Linked DNA regions of Mus musculus: regions 2, 3 and 4 are each linked to region 1. The links are chromatin loops, found by intact Hi-C in ENCODE. Cell type or tissue: heart. All regions are shown on one strand. Region 1 holds the start of Ipo8 (importin 8). Region 2 holds the start of Caprin2 (caprin family member 2). Region 3 holds the start of Ergic2 (ERGIC and golgi 2). Region 4 has its middle 19 kb from the start of Dennd5b.

What was found. Peaks named below come from ENCODE experiments on the same cell type or tissue, not always from the same donor. Only the 100,000 strongest peaks of a DNase experiment are listed, where the experiment ranks them.
Region 2: it touches region 1 in a loop (4-fold over the local background); 8 of 42 quality-filtered maps call a loop at or near these places.
Region 3: it touches region 1 in a loop (11-fold over the local background); 10 of 42 quality-filtered maps call a loop at or near these places.
Region 4: a loop joins it to region 1, with 2.3 times the contacts of the local background. A loop is called at or near these places in 4 of 42 quality-filtered maps.

The regions. Positions count from the first base shown.
Region 1 is chr6:148,829,269-148,834,268 of GRCm38, reverse strand. It overlaps Ipo8 (importin 8), which reads left to right and starts at 2,802. Exons shown (of 25, transcript NM_001081113.1): 1 at 2,802-3,105. The coding sequence starts at 3,022. It overlaps 2610017A05Rik (a long non-coding RNA gene), which reads right to left and starts at 2,649. Exons shown (of 2, transcript XR_869626.1): 1 at 2,561-2,649; 2 at 1,155-1,404. In heart, a CTCF peak has its summit at 2,720; a DNase peak (open chromatin) is centred at 2,738; H3K4me3 peaks cover 2,152 bases; H3K27ac peaks cover 1,250 bases.
Region 2 is chr6:148,894,373-148,899,372 of GRCm38, reverse strand. Caprin2 (caprin family member 2) reads left to right here and starts at 3,136. Exons shown (of 19, transcript NM_181541.4): 1 at 3,136-3,355; 2 at 4,217-4,436. The coding sequence starts at 4,260. In heart, a CTCF peak has its summit at 3,043; a DNase peak (open chromatin) is centred at 3,132; H3K4me3 peaks cover 1,928 bases; H3K27ac peaks cover 1,399 bases.
Region 3 is chr6:148,209,796-148,214,795 of GRCm38, reverse strand. It overlaps Ergic2 (ERGIC and golgi 2), which reads left to right and starts at 2,422. Exons shown (of 14, transcript NM_026168.4): 1 at 2,422-2,826. It overlaps 4732416N19Rik (RIKEN cDNA 4732416N19 gene), which reads right to left and starts at 2,508. Exons shown (of 2, transcript NR_015615.1): 1 at 2,366-2,508. In heart, no CTCF peak of the experiment used is centred here; a DNase peak (open chromatin) is centred at 2,665; H3K4me3 peaks cover 2,371 bases; H3K27ac peaks cover 2,137 bases.
Region 4 is chr6:149,117,960-149,122,959 of GRCm38, reverse strand. No RefSeq gene overlaps it. Among named protein-coding and RNA genes, the nearest start is that of Dennd5b, 19 kb to the right of the region's middle. In heart, CTCF peaks have their summits at 2,858 (motif pointing right) and 3,773; DNase peaks (open chromatin) are centred at 2,949 and 3,819.

The DNA of each region.
Region 1 (5,000 bases):
TGTCCTTATAAGAGTTGCTTAGGTCATGGTGTCTGTTCACATCAGTAAAACCCTAACTAAGACATCATTAGTTAAGGTTTTAAAGTTCTTCCTTTTTTTTTTTTTAATGTTTTTTATGTTTTTAAGTTGGTGTTTAGCTGTCTTGTCCAGGTTGGTGATTCTCTCACCCCATCTTTCTGTGCAGCTGGAAGGACTTAGAAATTGAAGTTGAGTTAGTTGGGGAGAAAGAGGGCGGACATCTAGGAAAAAAGAAATCTTAAGAAATTGTCAGCAAAGAACATGTAATAAATAGCCCAACTTTATTTTATTTTTATGTCAATTTTTAAAAGATTTACTTTACAGGTTTTGCTTGATTGTATAACTGTGAATGCCTGGTACCTGATGAGGTCAGAAGAGGGTATTAGATTCTCTGGAACCAGTGTTATGAATGGTTTTGAGCCAACTTGTGGGTACTGAGAATCAATCCCAGGCCCTTTTGATAAGTGAGTCACCTCTCCAGCCCACCAAATTTATTTTAATGAGAAAATATTTAAAATAGAGGTGGAGTTTATGGAGCCAGACTCTGGAGAAGATGGGAGAGATTCCATTCAGGATGTAGGGAATGAGGTGCACAGGTACACAGGTGAATCTGGGAATGGGTGAATGGAGCTGCCAGGGCTTTGCTCATTTTTGTAGTTTTTTTTTTTTTTTAAGATGGAGTGGGGTACCCGAGAAAAGTCCTGAAGGATTCAGAACAGGTACTGAGGGAATGAGAGAATAGTGCTGGTTAAAAACAAGGAACAGGATTGATCACTGAGTATGAAGAGAAAAAGCTGTATTACAAACACGTGTTCTTTCCCTTAGACACACATAGTGTTATCAATGAGCCCAATAGGTCAAAGGTACTCTTCAGTAGTTGAGTTGGAAAGCAGGAAATGATGTGTAGTCAGGAATGAATAGTTCAATAGTAGAGGAATGAGTGAGTTGGAGAACAAGTGTAAAATTTTAAAGGGAAAGACAGGAGAATAGGCTTTAAGTAGAAAAGAGGACATTGAAGTGAGGCTCATGGCTGGAATACCAGCACTTGGCTGAAGCAGCAGGATTGCCCCATGTTTGAGACCAGCCTGGGCTATGAAGAGAGATCTTGTATCAAAAACAGTGAAAAAGGCTTGTAATAATTTTTTGCAACCTACTTTAATAAGAGTTCACCCTCTCCTTTAGCCCACCATCCAGCAGAAGTAGTGGAAGAGAAAAGTTATTAGGGTACGGGGAGAGTGAGCCTGTTCAGCAGTATTTCTTTGTGGGTGAGCTTGATCTTTCTCAGTAGTTCAGTCCTGTAGCAATCACCAAATAAGACTCAGCAGCTGCAGACCAGTTCTCTAGGCAGGCAGACACTAGGCAGGAACCAGAAGCTGTTGTTCAATCCTGAAGAAATTGCCAGGTTCACCAGCAGAAGCTACTAGCTGCTGCAGGAACTTCACAAGCAGTTCTTGGACGAATTTTTCTCAGTGCTGGTGTTACCACAAGTTGAACGCAACAATAGAAGGCTCATAGAGTGTTAGCAAGGCAGAGCAAACCAACGCTCATTGCTTGTTTCCCACTGTCTTTGGGGGTCATATTTATACTCCTTCATCAAGCATCCTTTCACGTGTTTGCTATATCAAGACATCCTTTCACCTGTGTCTGCTAGAGGAAAAACTTTTTTCCTGTGTCTGCTCCAGCAAAATATCCTTTTACCTGTGTCTGCTTTAGCACTGACATCCACCTGTGTGCTCCTGCAAACCATCATTTGACATAACTTTCCAAAGAAACTAGATGTTTCCACTCAAAGGTCTATTAGAGTTGATATCATAAGTAAAGGAAATTGGGGGTGCAGGTAGCAAAGGTAACATTTCAAATTGAAAATGCATTTTTCATTCTGATGGCTGTGTGCATAATGGACTGAAATGGGCATTGCTGGAAGCAATCAGTCATATAGCATACATCCTGTCTCATTTTCTACACTGTTCTTAAATTTAATTGAACCAATACATCGTAATTATATGCTCCTTGGAGGATCACATCTCAGCAGCATTTGCCCACAATCATCTTTACTTTATGTTTTGTATGCTTTGCAGTTGTAGATGGAAACAGCATAACCCTTCTTGCCTTTCACAGTGAAAGTCTGGACATTTTGGGCACTTTTGGTCATATAGTTTCCTTGACTACTGCATTTTTGTGTTTTTACACTCTAAAGAGAAACACACACACACACACACACACACACACACATTTGATTATCTATTAGATTTTGAGTTTTCATACATACAAACCTGCATTAAATTTTATCTTGTTATTATAACATGGTGCCTGTCTGTAAACATTTTTAACAAATGTTCAAAGAATGAATGGCAGGATAAAGGGTGGCGCTCAAACATTAAAGGAAACCTCTTCTGTAAGCTACGTAAGTTCAGGATTCCAGTAAGTTTGTCTTGAAACAGCTCAGTTGTGATGTTCAGAGTTCTCGAACAAAAAGTACCACTCCCTTTAGATATGCCTAATTTGCAACAACTGTAAATAGATGCCAGGCCAATTAACTTACTTTGGTCACACCAGTGGGTGGACAAGCTAGGATTTCCGTACCGCATCATGGCGGCCGTCTGCGGGAGTCTGGTGTTTGGAACAAACTTGAGCGACTTCCTGTAGCAGCACCGCTGTGCAATGAATGCCGGCTCCTGAGACGAGCATCATGGCGTCTCTGGCGGGTGCTGGTCAGTGCAGCACGCCAGGGGAAGAGGCAGCCGTAAAGGAGTCTCCGTTTCCTCTTCCACCTCCCACCGGCTGTCGTAAAAGGTGAATGGAGAGAGAGTTGTCGGGGGGAAGGAGGGAGGACAGGGGGCGCGGAGTCAGAGTGGCGCAGCAAGTAGCTGCAGGCGGTGGTGGCAGCGGCAGGGGGTGGGGGTGAGGTGGTCCCCTGAGGTAGAGGGGGCCAAAAAGGGCCAGGAGACATCCCGGCTGCAACCCGGCCTGCTGGCTCTGGGACCCGAGCTCCCGCCCGCGGACATGGACCTCAATCGGATCATCCAGGCGCTGAAGGGCACTATCGACCCAAAGCTGAGAATTGCAGCTGAGACGGAGCTTAACCAGGTGAGCGAGGGGCTGCCCCTCTTTCTCTTTTTCCTACTCTTCTCCCTTCTCTCCCTCTCTCCTCCAACCCCAGCCTGAGACCAGGACCCCTGCGGAGCAACTGGAGCACCTGTTGGCTATCTGTCCTTTTCTTGGTGCACTTGCTCAGTTCTCTTGGACACATAGCACAAAGAAGCTACGAAACCATTGATAGTGGTCTTTGGGTGTGTTTTCTTTTCCTTTAATGCGCTTACGTGGAGACGCGGTGGGAAAATTCACCAAAGCTAAGCTAGCTTTTCTCCGGACCCGCCCTTTTCAGGTGTTGCTGTCGGAAACCCTGCCCCTCGCCTGCTTCTGGCGGTGGCAGTGTGGATCATGGCACAGTATTGCTGGAGCGCTGGGCAGCACTGTCCGAGAGAGTTCTAGGAAGGGCACGCGGTTTCCCCGTACCATTTCAAAGACTGGGCCGGCCAGTAATACAATATTTGAGGCATTTCTTTGGAATACTGAAATGTGTGTGACTTTGCTTTAGCTGCTTTCCATTTTTCTAAGCAGTCTAGACATTCATTGTTCCAGTGTTACTCTCGTCTTTTTTTTTTTTTTTTTTTTTTTTTTTTGTCCATACCATACTTCTCCCTCCTCCTCCTTTTTTTTCTTCCTTTCATTTCAGAGACAGGGTCTCACTGTGTAGTTCTGGTTAACCTGGAATTCTGTGTTAAACAGGCTGGTTTGGAACTCATAAATCTGCCTGTTGCTTCTGCCTCTGCCTCTAGTCTGCTGGGTTTAAAGGTGTGTGTTACCACATCTGGCCCAACCTTTCAGAATTGTAATATCACAAGCTCTGGTTCTGCTCATGTAAGAGGGACTATCATCCTCTTACTAAAATGTACAAATTAAAATTTCCTTACATGGCTTGACAATTGAGCTTGCTACAAGTGTGAAGGGATATTCCTTAATTAGTGGATCTTGAGGGGTTGCTAAGACCAGTGGCCTATGCTTCTCTGAAAACGGTTGGGTATGCAAATTATGGGCTTCATCCCTGATGTAAAGAACCTGAAAACCTGGGAATAGAAACAAGTTTGTGTTTTAAGTGGCTCCCCAGGCAATTCTGTGCCTCCTGAAGTATAAGGATTCTTCTTGGCCAGTGTGTTTGCCCTAGTAGAGGTTTGTTTTTGTTATAAAAGATGTTTTGAATCTTGAAAGAGAAATATTAACTGACAATCTGTGGTGTTTGAGGGACACGTGAATCCAGGATCCTCAAGAGGTAAGAACGAAAGTCGAGACCCTGTTAATATCTATCTGGCTCGGCTGTAGAGTGTTCAACCAAGAATTCCTGAGGCCTTACCTATGTGATTTCCAACTCTGCTCAGTCCTGTAATCCTAACACACACAAGGTTTTGTTGAATTGAATGGCCAAAAAGGATGCTTTGATGTCTCAAAAAGGAAAGGACTGTCACCCCAGAATAAGAGACACTTAGTGTCAGTATCTGTCCCAGACTTTGTAGAATACTGTCTAGAATAACAGTCATCAGGGTTTAGTTAATAAAAATGCCATAAGGGCTAGACTACATCCTGCTGCTGTACACTGGGAGGCTGCCTGTTTGACACTGCGTTTACCACAGGACCAGATATCCCTTTGGTAGTGTTAATATGGAACATTGGTGCCATGTTATACTTTCTGCCCATAGCCTAACCTTGCTTTTTCCTGATTTGTCAACACATGAGTGCAGTTGATATTATGGAAACAGAAAAGATTTGAAGCCTGCAGAACCAGGAGAGGTTCAATCCTGTGTTCTCTTCATATTAATTTAATCCAAATTCTGTCTCATCAGAAGATCGTTTTCCTTGTTACTTGTAGTTTGCTTTACAGTGGGAGGCCCTAAGCTCATCTCCAGAACCATAAAAATCAAACCAAA
Region 2 (5,000 bases), 65 kb before region 1:
GTGCTGGGATTCAAGGCATGTGAAGCAATACCCAGCCTTACTTGCAACTTTTATGAATCCCTGCTCAATTCCATATGGGCTGGTGCTGGGTTGTCTCAGTGACTGACATTTATAGGGGTGGACCTAGCACTGCAGGTGTCCAACAAGTGTTTATTGAATGCATTGAATATGTTCTTTCCTCATTGATTAAAAGTGACATTTTTTACTCATCTGGAATATAATAATTTCATGGTAAACTCTGAGTTTACTTCCCAATTGATGAGACAAAAAAAAAAATTATGAAAAAATAAGGAACTGAGGAAGGGAAAATGAAACATCAGCCTAAAGATTCTAGGGGTATATCTTCCCCCCCCCAAAGGATTTATTTATTATTCCTATCATTGTTTTGTTTTGTTTTGCAACAGGGTCTCACTATGAAATCTTGGCTGATCTGGGGCTCTTTATATAGACCAGACTAGCTTGAACTCACAGTGATCTGCCTCTATTTCCTAGAGTACTGGGGTTATAAGCTGCCCCACTACACCTGGCAAAAGTTTTTTTTTTTTTTTTTAAATTTTATGTGTATGAGGTTATCTTTTTGCCAGCATATGTGTCTCTGAACAATATGCATGCCTAGTGCCCACAGAAGGCAGAAGACAGAATTACAGACAGACAGTTGTGAGCCCTCTTGTAATGCTGAGAATTGAACTCAGGTCATCTGGAAGAGCTGCCCTTAACCACTGAGCTTCCTCTCTGGCCCCTATCTCTGAATACTTTCAAAATCTTTTTTTTTTTTTTTTAAGATTTACTTGTTTATCTTATGTATATGAGTGCACCATTGTTCTCTTCAGACAAAAGAGGGCATAAGATCCCACTACAGATGGTTGTGAACCACCATGTGGTAGCTGAGAATTGAACTCAGGATCTCTGGAAGAGCAGTCAGTGCTCTTAACCGATGAGCCATCTCTCCAGCCCTATTTTAAAATTCATATTTACAATTCTGTTGTGCTGACGATGGAATCCTAGGCCTCATACATGCTAGGCAGGCAATCTACCACTGTACCCCACCCTCACTCCCGTGAGCCCCTCTCTTCTGTTTGTTGTTTTGTACCTAAGTGGTACAAGCTGGTCTAGATCTCGTGATCCTCCTGCCTCGGCTGCTGAAGAGCTGGCATGAAAAGTTGAGAGTTTTTCCCAATTCATTCTCCTTTTTTGTGTGTGTATGTCATTCTCCTTTTTTAATTTTCAGAAAACACTGCTGCAACATTATTGTGGGGGTATTCTCTTACTAGTGTTATTACAAGCTTATACAAACTATACCCTTATTGCAACTGAAATTTAATTATTTGTGCTTTTGTATTTTCTCTTGATTCAGCCTATGTCCCATGTTATTAAATAAATTAACAGATTTATTAGCAATTCTCCCATTGAGTAGTTAGGATTATATCTCAATCTAATGGCCCAAATGATAGTTATGGTAAATCTGGAGATTCAGGCTATCCTCAGACTTATAATCTTCCTGCCTCGGCCTCTTGAGTGCTGGGAGTTGTGTGCCTGTAAAGGTATGTGCCACAACCCCTGGTTGGAAATATTATTTTTGGGTTCATTATTAGCATAGGCCAACAAAGGCATATGCAAATATAAATGTGTCAGTTCAGTTATCTGAAGGTGTGCTCATCACAGGCTTCATGGCCACTCTGTGTGGCAAAAGGTAAGTCTATTGGTCAGTTCAGCAGCCTGTTCTTTCTCTAGTTATAAATGAGGAAAACAGACAACATAGTGTTTGTCTAATATTCAAGTTGCAGGTATAGTTCAGAGATTCAAAGCTAAAATACAACATTAAAGAACATAATAGGACAGGGAGGAGAGATGACTCAGTGGTTAAGAGCACTGGCTGCTCTTCCACAGGCCCTCCCTGGGCTCAATTCCCTGCACCCACGTGGTGGTTCACAACTGTTTATAACTCCAGTTCCAGGGTATCCAACACCCTTTTCTGACCTACAGCAGGAACCAGGCAACCATGTACATAAACATACATGCAGGTAAACATGTAATAGGTAACAAGAAGTGCCAAAGCCAAGGTGATTTTTGGGTGGTCTTGTCCAGACTTTCCATTTATTTACTTGATTATGCTTTTGACTGCCCTGTTCTAAATAATTACCCTTGCCTCAAGGATAGGACTTAAAACCAATTCTATTTGGTAAAATACTTGGGCACAAGTTTTAATTTATTAACTTTATTATTTTATTTAGTTTATGAGGTAGTGTTTTTTGTTTAGGTCTGTTCCTGCCTCCCTGGTATTAGGGAGTAATCTACCCCTAAAACCTCATTTGATACAGGAACTACCACCAGTCCTTCAGAAGCTGACATTCTTCCTGTTTTCTGTTAACTTTATGCAACCCAACAAATAACTTTTTTTTGTTGTTGTTTTTTTTTTCTTTTTTTCGAGACAGGGTTTCTCTGTGTAGCCCTGGCTGTCCTGGAACTCACGCTGTAGACCAGGCTGGCCTCGAACTCAGAAATCTGCCTGCCTCTGCCTCCCGAGTGCTGGGATTAAAGGCGTGCGCCACCACTGCCCGGCCCAACAAATAATTTTAACAACTCTTTTAGTGCCAATGAAATGAATTGCTTCATAGCGACACATAGCCTTGGCGCATACCCTCCTACTACAAAGGCTGCAGTCATCTACTCTGCTGCTCTTACAGGCTGAGTCCTCTGACTCATTCTACAATGAAAAATCATCTGTGGGGCAAGGGTGCTCTTGTATTTTAGAAGTGCCCATTTAAACCATTAGAGCCTGAAGGCTGGCTTATCTGGTCATTCTGCGCAGGACTTGCTGCCTCTTTTCCAAGAATTGAAATCATCTGCACCAGTGCTGGCTGAAACAAGCGGGCCCATCCATGCTACCAGGTGCAGTATCTCACACCAGCCTCAGGCGCAACAGAGAAGCGCAGGGAAGGTACGCGCCAAGCGCAGGCTTGCAGAGAGGGGCACCGGAAAGGACCTGTCCCTCGCAGGTCCCGGGTACCGGAAAAGGGCGGACTGTGGTGGTCTAGCGCACGAGAGGGGAGTGGGAGGGGACACCGGAAGGCGAAGCCTCCGAGGGGAGCTCGCGTGCTAGAGGGCGGGGCAGAGGACCGGAAATAGGCGGGATTTGGGCGTGGTCGCGCCGTGCGCGGCCTACATAAGTTGCGCGCGCCTTGAGGGGGACAGCTTGGGCGCGAGCAGCGGAGTTGGCTGGGTGCACTGTCGGCGGTGGCCGCAGGCTAAGCTGAGGCGGGAGGAAGGGACGCGGGGGGAGAAGGGAGTGCGGGGTGGAGTTCGCCCACTTTGCAGCGCGCAGGACTCCCGCGCGCTTTCGGAGGCAGCCGGGGAGGTGAAGCAGGACGGCGGCGGGGTGGGTGGGTCTGCGCGGCCGCGGCGGGGTGGAGAAGCGTGGTGCCCCAGCATTCTGGGGTCGGGCTTCTCAGCGGCTTTGCAGAGCGCTCTGCGTCTGGTGGGCTGCGTGGGCCCTTAGACTGTGACCCTGACTGGGGCTCCTCTACTCGGGCCCTTGGGGCACTTGAACGAGCAATGGTGTCCAGGGGCTGTCTAGCTCTGGTCTTGCTCCTTACGGGCAGGATTTCTGAATAGAGTTGAAGTGTCCGACTCCTTGGTTTCCCGGTTCCTTGGTGCGGGTAGCGGAAGGCTTGCCAGTATAGGAGTGAGTGATTGTGAGTTACTGTAAACACAACTGGAAGCCACCTCGGCGTACAGTTTGTGAGACTTGGCAGCAGTGTCCAGGGGGATGCACTTGGTTAGGTCCTGGACAGTCAAAGAGTGTTGTCATTTAGTACAAGAAACTTGGTTCACGTAGACTTTGAGATAGCTTGAAGTTGTGGCTGCAACCCTCACCCTCCGCCCCCGACCATAGAAATTATTCAGAATGAGATCAGAAGCCTTCCGCTTGCTTAGCAGTTCTCCATGTGGGGAATAGAACTTCTGGAAACATTCCTATAGTGTAAATTTTGCCTACGTATAGACTGTCTTTATTGGCTATTGCTTGTGTCAATTAACCTTAGTAGGGGAGTGGAAGTACGCTGTCTGAATCAACGTTATGTTTTGACTTCATTTCATTTTAAAGAAGCTCCTCGTTGTGCACCTTTAGTTTACATTGGTACTTAACTCCTCCTGCCCCCATCCTTTAGCCTCATCTGTTTCAGTGGTGCAACTCTCTCCATCCCTTTTCGGTTACCAGTCACCTTCAGGCCGGCCATTCAGAGGAGGGAAAAGTGGGAAGTATGAAGTCAGCCAAGTCCCAAGTGAACCAGGATCAGCAAGGGGAAAACCAGCGGGCTCTGAGCCCCCTGCAGTCTACTCTCAGTTCTGCTGCATCTCCTTCCCAGGCATATGAAACCTATATTGATAATGGACTTATATGCCTTAAACACAAAATTAGGAACATCGAGAAGAAGAAGGTAACCTTTCTACCCCTCCCATCCCTGAGTGTGCATTACCATAAGCCAGGTTAAGGATTCGACATTCTTTATATCAGAGAACATAGATCTTCTTGCAAGTTTAATCGACCTTGAGACTTAGTTGCCTGGGAACAATTAAGCATCCAGGCTAAATGTTTGCTCTGTTTGCCGACACAGCTGAATAACTATTCTTCACACATTGCTTTTGAAATATTTGAAGAGTTGGCTATTATAGGTCTGATGCATTTCTTGAGTTATATTATTGTAGCTTAGATAAGGAATAGCTTGATAGTTTAGTTCGTTTTCCTTGTGACTGTAGCAAGTGATACAGCAGTATGGCTGCTGCAGTCTCTGGAAGCATTTTACCATGAGCCAGAAAGTGTTTCAGCATTTATTATTTTTCCCCACTGCTAGATACCAGTTTAAGATTGGTGAAAGTATTGTAGACAGCTTTGTAAAGAGACTTGGATTCTTACTAGCCTAACATCACAGTTAGTTGTATGGTAAAGATTAGATAATTTCTTACTTCCTGAGTCATTTAGCCTGTGATCCAGTCATCCCAGT
Region 3 (5,000 bases), 620 kb after region 1:
AGCTGCTGAGATCATTGTTTAAAGGAAATTTGATGAGTTTAAGGAAAATACAGAAAGATTTCAATATCTTATCAGAGAATCTCAAAAAGCTGAAAGGAACTAAACAATTCCCAAGATTAAAAATAAAGTTGGGAACTACTGAAATATCATGGACCTACATATTCATATAAATAAGAAAACTCAGATTTTCAAGCTCCAAGTAGGTACATGGAAAAAATGGCAGAAGCCCATAAATGACAATGTTGAAAACGTGTTCAGAGCAAAGTGTGGTGGCTCACACCTGTGGGGTCACATTTATGCTCCTTCATCTCAGGTCCTTCCACATGTTTGCTATATAGCAAGATATCCTTTCACCTGTGTCTGCTTCAGGAAAACATCCTTTCATCTATGTCTGCTTTAGCAAGACATCCTTTCACCTGAGTGCCCCAGCAAAACATCATTTGACATAACTAACTTTCCAAAGAAACTATAAGTTTCTACTTCACACACCTGTAATCCCTTGGGAAGCTGAGGCAGAAGATCTGCCCAAGTTCATGATCAGCCTGGGATATAGGTAAAGTCTGTCTGGGCAAATAAAAACTAGTTAATACAAAATATGAATAGAGAATTAGTAGTCACCTCTAGCTGAAGCCTGTGATAAAGAGGCTCTATGTACAGCTGAGAAGCTGGGCAACAGTTTCAGGACAAACAACACTGAGATTGGCAGCTAGGGAGAAGAAACAAACACAGAAGACTGTGATCCAATCAAATTTGAGGCTGGTGGTGATGTTCATATATAAAGAAGAATAGATTTGGGTTAGGAATAAGACATGCCGGGCGGTGGTGGCACACGCCTTTAATCCTAGCACTTGGGAGGCAGAGGCAGGCGGATTTCTGAGTTCGAGGCCAGCCTGGTCTACAGAGTGAGTTTCAGGACAGACAGGGGTACACAGAGAAACCCTGTCTCGAAAAAACAAAACAAACAACAAAAAAAGAATAAGACACAAAAGCCACTTGAGGTACATGTGAACCTTAGAGAGTAATATTAGTTTCTCTTTTGTTATTAACTAGCTAAAGCTTGTCCCCAATCTACGGAGAATTAAAAGGATGTCATAAAAATATAGTTTGAGCATTTTAACCCTACTCCTAAACCTCTCTTCAATAAATGAAACATAATGGGATGGAGTCTCTAAAAAGCAGACTGTTTCCCATATATTATGCCACCAATAATATGAAAATTAACCTATAAAGTCAGGCAGGTCTTCCTGGCAATGTAGTTCAGTGGTACAGCTTCACTTGTATCAGGCTCCAAATCTGATGCCAAGCACCAGACAAAACAACAAAACGAAGCAAAGAAAGAGAAGCATTAAAGAAAACCAGAGAAGCTAAATGATTGATTCATTGGTTAAGAAGTTTCACTCTTCGGGAAAAATTAACTTTTATGCTTGTTAGCTTTTAAAATTGTTTTTCTAAAAATAGCAGGGTCAAATTATTTAGTTTTGCTATGTTGTGAAACCCAACTCTCAGGGGGATCGTTATTACTCTAAAGGAAACGTGCCCTGGAGACAAAGGATCAGGTGTAACTAAATGAACAACAGTCCTGCCTTTATCCAAGCTACAGCCTATACACTGTAGACCTGGGTATGGAGACGACAGGGAGGAGCTGCCGATAGATTACAAGTGAGGTAAGTTTGCATTTTAGACATGTATCAACACATTATTATGCCCATTTGACAGATGAGGGGATAGAGATACAAAGAAATGCAATATGCTCAAAGTCACGATATTAACAAGTTAGATTGGATATTTAATTTAGGTAATCTTGGCTTGAGGCTGTGTTTATTATCCACGAACCTTAAGTCAAATAGGAATTTATGATTAATTGGAGTAGTCTTGAAAGTCTGGAGATTAAATTGCCACCAGAGTGCATGCATTTGTCCTTGGTTTGAAGGATGAGGGTCTCTTTTCAGTAAAGGAGTATACACACAGTCAATCTGTAGTCAAGATCTCCCAGCCTGTTTCTCTTTGACAGCTCTTAACTACTCTTTACCTCCCTCTTAAAACTCAAACCCTTACCTACTAACCAAGTAAATAGTGGTATTTCTTGGCAATAGTATTGTGAAGATTAGAGAAAACAGTGCTTTCTGTGTAGACATTCGTCATAAGTACGCTTTCCTTAAAACTGTTTTTAAACCACAACGCGTGCCTGTAAAATTTGGTAGCAAATGGGTAGGACGGGAGCTTGAGTGGGTTCCTCTCCAGCATTTCGGAGCCAACTTTTTTTCCAAAGCCCCTCTATTCCGTCCTGTGCTGTGAAGGGCCATGAGCACACACTGTCGGGCTTTCTTGCGTAGCTTACTTTTAGGGAATCCTTAAGCACACTGACCGAATAATCGAAACCGTTCTCCACGCCCGACAAGGGAGGTTTAGGTGTTGTAGACCGGAATAAATGAAGACGCAAAGCCGGAGGCCTCTCAACCACCTGAGCTGCAGTGTGGCCGGCGCCTTAAGGTGGCTGGTGATCACTTCCGGTCTGTAGTGCGGAGCGCCGTTCCAGTCGGTTTGTCTCGGGGTCAGGCGGAAGGTAACTTCCCCTTCCTGGAAAGGGACCGGCCTCCTATTTTCACTTAGTTTCCACGTAGCCACGCCCCTTTCAGGTTGACCGCGCCGCTTGATTAGATCACATACCGTCAACGCGGAAAGTATCGCGAGTTCTCCATTTGCGCTCCCTTCGGACATGGTCAGCCGTGAGAGTTGCTCTTGTTCTCGCGAGATCTTCGTGTGCGCCGGGCTCGGGCGACCCGGGCTTCTGTGAAACATGGCGGTCGGCTGGGACCGTACCACTAGGTAAGACGCTAAAACCCTGCCGGGGCCGTTTCCTTCGGCGGTTACGGGCGGACGGGGACCTGGGCGCGGCTGAGGGGGCTCCCAGGCCTGGCACTGGCCTGTACTCGTCGCGGCTCTGCGGAGCAGCTGGCCGCGGAGCCGCTCCGCTGCCCGGGGGCGTTCCTGCCGAGTGCCGCCGGCGTCCGCGCCCGCGGCCAGGGAGCTTCGGTGATCGGCCGCGCCCTTCGTTGTCTCGTCCAGGCTGTCGTGGACAGCAGCGACCCTGCCAGCACCGTGGTCACTCTCGCCGTAAATTAAAAGCCGGGCCTAGAGAGGGGCCGGGGCGGGCGCAGACGCCGAGGCAGGTGGTGTGTGTGTGTCCCGTTTGTCAGCTGTTGACCCATCCAGGGGATGACGGCTCAGCTCCTGATACGGGACCGCCGTGGGTATCGTAGACGAGATCTCGGAGATCTACGGGCAAACGTGTCATTAACTTTAGGCGTGCAATTCGGTGCCCTAGGCTATAGGCAAGTAACAGCTGTTTCGGTGTTTCGAGATAGGCTTTCGTTCGGAAGCAATTAAAGATAGTTAAATTAGGCATTCTTCATTGGTTTGAAGTTGTAATTCCGAATTTCACTTCTCCAACCTCCAGTGTACGTCCGTACCTAAAGAAACGAGTGTGCTGCTGCCTTGCGGAAGGTCTCTTTGCCTACCTTTCTTATTAGTTAACCTTAAGTTACTATTCCAGCTTGTAGAGGAAGATCCTGAGAAATAGAAATTCCATGCTTTTGTAGTGAGGGTCCTGGGAAGCAGCTTTCTTTCAGATAGTAAACTTGACTGCTTTGCTGAGTATTACACCTGATTTCACTTCGGAGGTACACATTAAAGAAACATGGCAAGTTAGAGGACTTCTGAAAGGAAGTCACTGTAGTCTAGAACATGAACAACAAAGATTTACAAAACAGCATTTATTTTCACCAGGGTTTGCCATTTAAATAATTCATTTTTAAACAGAAGTTGGTTTTAGACTGTGTGTGCTACAAATTCTTTTTAATAGTTTTCCTAGATTTTAATTTGGTGTTTTAATGACAGCTTGTCTTTTGACTTTTGTGCCCTAGTTTCCTCACCAATAAAATGAGAATCTTATAGTAATACTTACCTCAAAAAGCCAGAGAAGTGCTTCAGTAGAGACTGAAGAAGATTTGTTTTTTTCGAGACAGGGTTTCTCTGTATAGCCCTGGCTGTCCTGGAACGTACTTTGTAGACCAGGCTGGCCTCAAACTCAGAAATCCGCCTGCCTCTGCCTCCCAAGTGCTGGGATTGAAGACATGCGCCACCACTGCCCAACTAACACCCCACTTCTATTTTGATTAATAACTGGCAGCCCATATGTCCTACCCTTTTAGATAATAATCTGGAAGGAATTCTGAGAAGTTGAAGACCCTCAGATTTGTCATAACAGCTAGTAAGAAGTCCCCAGCAAGAGAGTTTGCTGATTGGTTTGTGTTTTTCCGGTCACAAAGCTTGTACAGTATATTACTTGCTGTCCCAGGAACTTTTTTTTTTTTAAATCATTAAGAAAGTTATAAGATTAGACCATTTACTGTAAACTGGGAGGCTTAAAATAGTGGAAGGGCCCTGTTTTCTCAGAAGGCCTGGGACATGGTGCTTCTTTGGTGTTCTGGCTTCTGAGCAACCCAGGACAACAGGTCACTCTACTCTCTCTGTATAGCATCTCCCTTGTATATTGGGTCTTCACACAGACTTGAAAGGACATCCATCAGTCTTTAATTTGGGATCGTCCTAATCCACTATGATTTCAACTAAGTACGTTTTCAAAGACTTTTTTTAAAAATATATTTTATAAATAGAAGGTGACTCAAAACATTTGTAATAGAAGATAAATTGTTGTTCTCTAACATCTACATGAGTGCAATGGTACAGGTGCCCCCTCCCCAATAAATTTCATTAAATAAGTTTCATTTCAAAATAAATCCTTTTTGTTTGTTTGTTTGCAGAAGTAATCAAACTCAATTTGAAAAGCAGGTGTGTGTGGTGTCCTCAGTTCTGTATCCTGTTTCTTACGTATCTTAAGCAGTTGTTCTAAGTATTGTCTTAGCTGCTATCACCATATCCTTGAGGTTTTACTTTTGTTTAAATATACAGGACAGTTATGGGAGATAGCAAACAAACCA
Region 4 (5,000 bases), 290 kb before region 1:
TTTAAAAAATTTAAATAAAAAAGGGACAAGACTGTAGTTCATTGGCAAAACATTTACCTTGCTTGCTTGAGTTCAGTCTACAACACTCCCCCACCCCACCCCACCCCCGCCCGCCACACACACAAAGCACACATTGTGTATACAGAATACAAAAGGTCCACAGCACCACCCCACACACAAAAGGACAAATTCTGTATACAGAATACAAAAGGTCCTCAAAGCAGTACAACTAGATCTTGACTGGATGTTCTCTTAAAAAATGTTAGGCGAGTGTGGTGGCAGAAGCAGAGGGTCACTGCAAGTTCCAGGCTAGTCAGAGAAACTAGTATTTTGCTTTTTTGTTTGTTTGTTTGTTGTTTTTTGTTTTTAAAGAATTATTTATTATATGTAAGTACACTGTAGCTGTCTTCAGACATTCCAGAAGAGGGCATCAGATTTCGTTACGGATGGTTGTGAGCCACCATGTGGTTGCTGGGATTTGAACTCGGGACCTACGGAAGAGCAGTCGGCGCTCTTAACCACTGAGCCATCTCGCCAGCCCTTGCTTTGTTTTTTAAGTAAAAGAAAGAAGAGAGAAGCCTCAGTTGATCACCAGGAAGCCATTGCTAATATCTGCCTGCCAAGTGACATGTAAACAGGGAGAGCCACAACCTCCCTGTTTAAGCAGCTCACAACCACCTGTAACTCCAACTTCAGGGGATTTGGCATGTTCTTCTGGCCTATAAGGACACCTGCACTCATGTGCCCTTACTCATACATAATTTAAAAACCTTTAAGATAAATAACAGCCAGTGGGGATGGTGCATGCCTTTGATCATAGTATTCCAGAGGTAAAGGCAGGCTAATCTCTTATGAATTTGAGGCTGGCCTGGTCTATATATAGAAATCTCACTAGCTCCTTAGCTACATAGTGAGACAGAGTGATAGACAGACAGACAGAAAGACAGACAGACAGCAGACTGTAAAGGATCACTTTGGGTTTGATGCTAGTCTAGAACACTAAGTATGACCCTAGACAAAAGAAAGAGAAAGAAGGAGGGAGAGGAGGAAAAGAAGACAACCTGCTACTTAATGTATTTAGTTCAATGCAAATTACCATGTGACCTTTGGACTATTAGACATTCAGAATATAATCTGATTTTTGTTGCCTCTCTAATGTAACTTTTCAAATACTTTCAAATGTAGTCTTGGGGTTAATTGACTAACTTCATTCTTTCAAGAGCCTATAGATTTATTCCAGTCAATGCAGCCCTGGTGGCTTTTATCTGCTGGAACAGATGATTTACCCCTTTGAAATCTGGAATACCAAATCTAGCAATCTGACCTCAGAGTTGTTTTGCATCCTCCTTCCTTCTTCTCTCCCTACCTTTCCTTCTCATCATATATAGTGTTGAGCTTCAGGGGCATTTGTAAAAGATTACCTTTATATATTTTGTGTGTGTACAACCTGGAATTAAACTCGGGTTTTACAAAGGAAACACTATCCCAGAGAGCCATCTCGCCTGGCCACTTTCTTAGATTGTATAAAATTTTACTAGCAGGGAAAAATAAAACATTTTATCTCCTTGTGAGATCATCAAAAAACATTTTAACGTAATGAGCACTTTAATCTATAAAAAGTTTCCTGTCAGGGAATATAGCTTAGTGGTAGAATGCTTGCCTAGCATGCACACGTACACAGACACTGGGTTTGATTCCTAGCAACACAGTCTTACACAGACTTACACATTAACATCCTTGTACACAGATTTCCTAGAGTCAGGTTGGTCTATTCTACATAGTAAGTTTCAGCTCAAGCAAAACTACGTAGTGAGAACCTGTCTAAAGAAAGAAGAGGGTCAGGAAGTTGAGCTTCCTGAAATATCCCTTAATTTTGAAGAATGTTTTAATTGTAGAACTCTCTCCATAAATGGAAGAACACTGACTCTTTCTCCCTATCTTTAGACTTCAGATTATGTCAAAATTAGGACCTACAACTATTTGTAAGTTGTACTTTTCTGAGATTGTGAAACTTTAATCTTCCATAGGTCACAGAGAGTATTAAACTAGGGTGGTATTCTCAAATTACTGGAAGATATCAGTTCTTTATTATCTTTGTTGAGAGAGGATTTCACTGTGTAGCCCACTATCTTTGAGTGTTCATCGGTCTTTCTGCCTCAGCCTCTTGGATAAGTTGTCAGTCATTATGATTCAGATTGAGAAATCAGAATTCCCCAAAATTCTCAGCCATTCAAGAGAACCCATAAACTCATTTTGAAATACTTCAAAAATTCTTCCTATTTATTTATTATGGGTATCTGGAGTAAATTTATTTTGAAGGTAACACTTGTAATCTCAGCAGAAAGCTGAGGCAAGAAGATCAGGAATACCAGGGTAGCCCGGGTAGTCATATAACAAGATTCAGTTAAAGAAGGAGGAGGAGGGCTGGTGAGATGGCTCAGTGGGTAAGAGCACCCGACTGCTCTTCCGAAGGTCCAGAGTTCAAATCCCAGCAACCACATGGTGGCTCACAACCATCTGTAACGAGATCTAACTCCCTCTTCTAGTGTGTCTGAAGACAGCTACAGTGTACTTACATATAATATTAAATAAATCTTAAAAAAAAAAAAAAGGAGGAGGAGGAAGAAAAAGAGGAGGTGGTGGCATCAGCTAAGGAGACAAGGTTTGGTGGTAAGCACGTTTTCCTACTGTGCCTCCAACTTGCTTTGTAGTCAAGAATGATCTTGAACTTCTGATCCTCTTGCTACAGCCTCCTGGTATTGGTATTGTAGGCCAGCACCAATGCTGTGACCTTAAGATGCTGGGACTCTAAAATGCCTAGTGGAGGAGCTCATTAATAAAGCTGTTGCAATGCTCACAATAGCCAGGAGAGGGGGGTATTTATTCATTTATGTAATTCACACACTCTGACTCCTTTTAAAAAGTGTTTATTTTTACCACAGACCTCAGCCTCTGCAGCTGCAACGGTTCCATGAGATGGGCTGTGTTCAGCAGGTGGACATGTGTCCTCCCTGTTGTTACCAACCTAGATCCTAGCAGAACAGTAGTAGCTTTTTCATGTGCTTCTCATCCGTAGCCATACCATTATCAAGTAAACACTCAAGGTCCCTCAGATCAAAATGAAGGGTCTGGGTGTGGAATAGGTATGAAACAGGATGATTAATTTTGTAGTTTGGCTACTGTTACAAAAACTCCTTCCCTCAAATGCTGTTGCCAAGAGAGAGGCTCAGTCAGTCTTCACTGTGGTTATCTGTACTGTCAGGATCTGTGCAGAGGGAGTAAAGATGTTTTCCAACACTGAACCAATTGTGACCTCAGATTGATCCAGATTTGCACCCAATTTTACAACTCACGGGCTGTCTGAGAATGTTTTGAACTCTTCCAGGCCTCATTTTCCCTACCTGTGAAACAGCTGAAAGATAGTACTTTTTATAGAAGTTAGAGGGATTAAATGCAATGGTATATATAAGACAATGCAAACAATCTTTCCATCATCTTAACTATCTGCCTTTACCATCATTTGTCAGAGCAAGCCACTGGAATCACTAGAAATTCACCAGCAGGGCTGAAGAGTATTAACAACGTGTGCACTAGCTAAAGCTCAAAGGAGCTGAGAGATTGTCTTGTACTTCTGCATCTTTAAACTTAAAAATCCAGACTTAGTAAAGAGAGACTTTTATCTAAAAGTAACATTTAGAGGGTCAGGGAGCCTCTGCAGTAGAAGAGCGCTATTTCAACAAGAGACTATGGAAAGGGTGTGTGCTGATCTGAGAATAACCCTGAGGCCAGTTGTCCTCTAGGGACACTTGTTGACTCAGACTGAGTGTGGGCCAAGGTTCAGGGGCCTGGGAAGAAAAAGGGCTTAATCAAAGTTTGACTAACAAGCACTTTGCTCCTGGTGATCAGTGGAACAAACAACTCAGCTAATCATTTATCATTTATCAAAGAATTGTGAAGCCTCCTGTCTGTTCTTGTCCTAGGCAAACAAAGAGGAGTACCTGAAAGGCGTACTAAAGTCCTACAGGAAGGGCGGGTCTTTGAAGTAAGCTGTTTTCCAGAAAATGGATTGTGGAGGATTTAAAAAAAAAAAACAAAACTGTTTTTTTAGAGTAACAGGGACTAAGTAAAACTTGAACACTGACACTACCAAATTTTATATTTCCTGTTTCACATGTTGTATTTTAGATAAAGGATGAAATGCAGGTGTTCACTGGACCTAGAGACTCTTGGATACAAGTCTGTCAAGAGCTCATTCATGCTTCCCTGGCAAACTTGTCTTGTTTGGAACAAACTTGCTTGGCAGCAGGTTCTTAGTGTCCCTTTTTGATCCAAAATTAGATCAATGGTAAATAAAACTTGTGTTTTGTTGTTGGTGGTGGGTTTTTATTTGTTTTCTTTTTGTTTTGTTAGTTTGGTTTGTTTTTGAGACAGGACCTTATCTGTGCCTTATCTGTGCTGTTCTCAAACTTACCAAACCAAGGAAGGCCTTGAATTTATAATCCTACCTCCATTCTCCCCAGTGCTGACCATAGCAGTGCACTACCACACCTGGTTTACAAAGTGCTGGAAATAAGTCCAAGTGTTTGTGTTTGCTAAAAAAGCACTCAACAGGCTGGGCTAACTCCAGCCCCAAACAGCTTAAAATGAGCAACACGGACACAAATGCTGACACTTCAGTTTAGTTGAAACAAACCCAGGTCCTCTGGAAGAGCAGATAGCCCTTTTAACCACTGAGCCATCATCCAATCTCCAAAATTAAATTTTTAAAAGGCCAATGAACCAAACAAGGTCGTTGATTTTATTTTATATTTTATATAGTATTGGGAACTAGATCCCAGGGTCCTTGATTTATTAGGCAGGTTCTTGTTCAGTGTTCTATTGCTGTGAAGAGATCCATGACCACAGAAACTCATAAAAGAAAGCATTTAATTAGGGCTGGCTTACAGTTTCAGAGGTTTAGTCCTTTATCTTCATAATGGAGGCAAGGCAGCATACAAGCA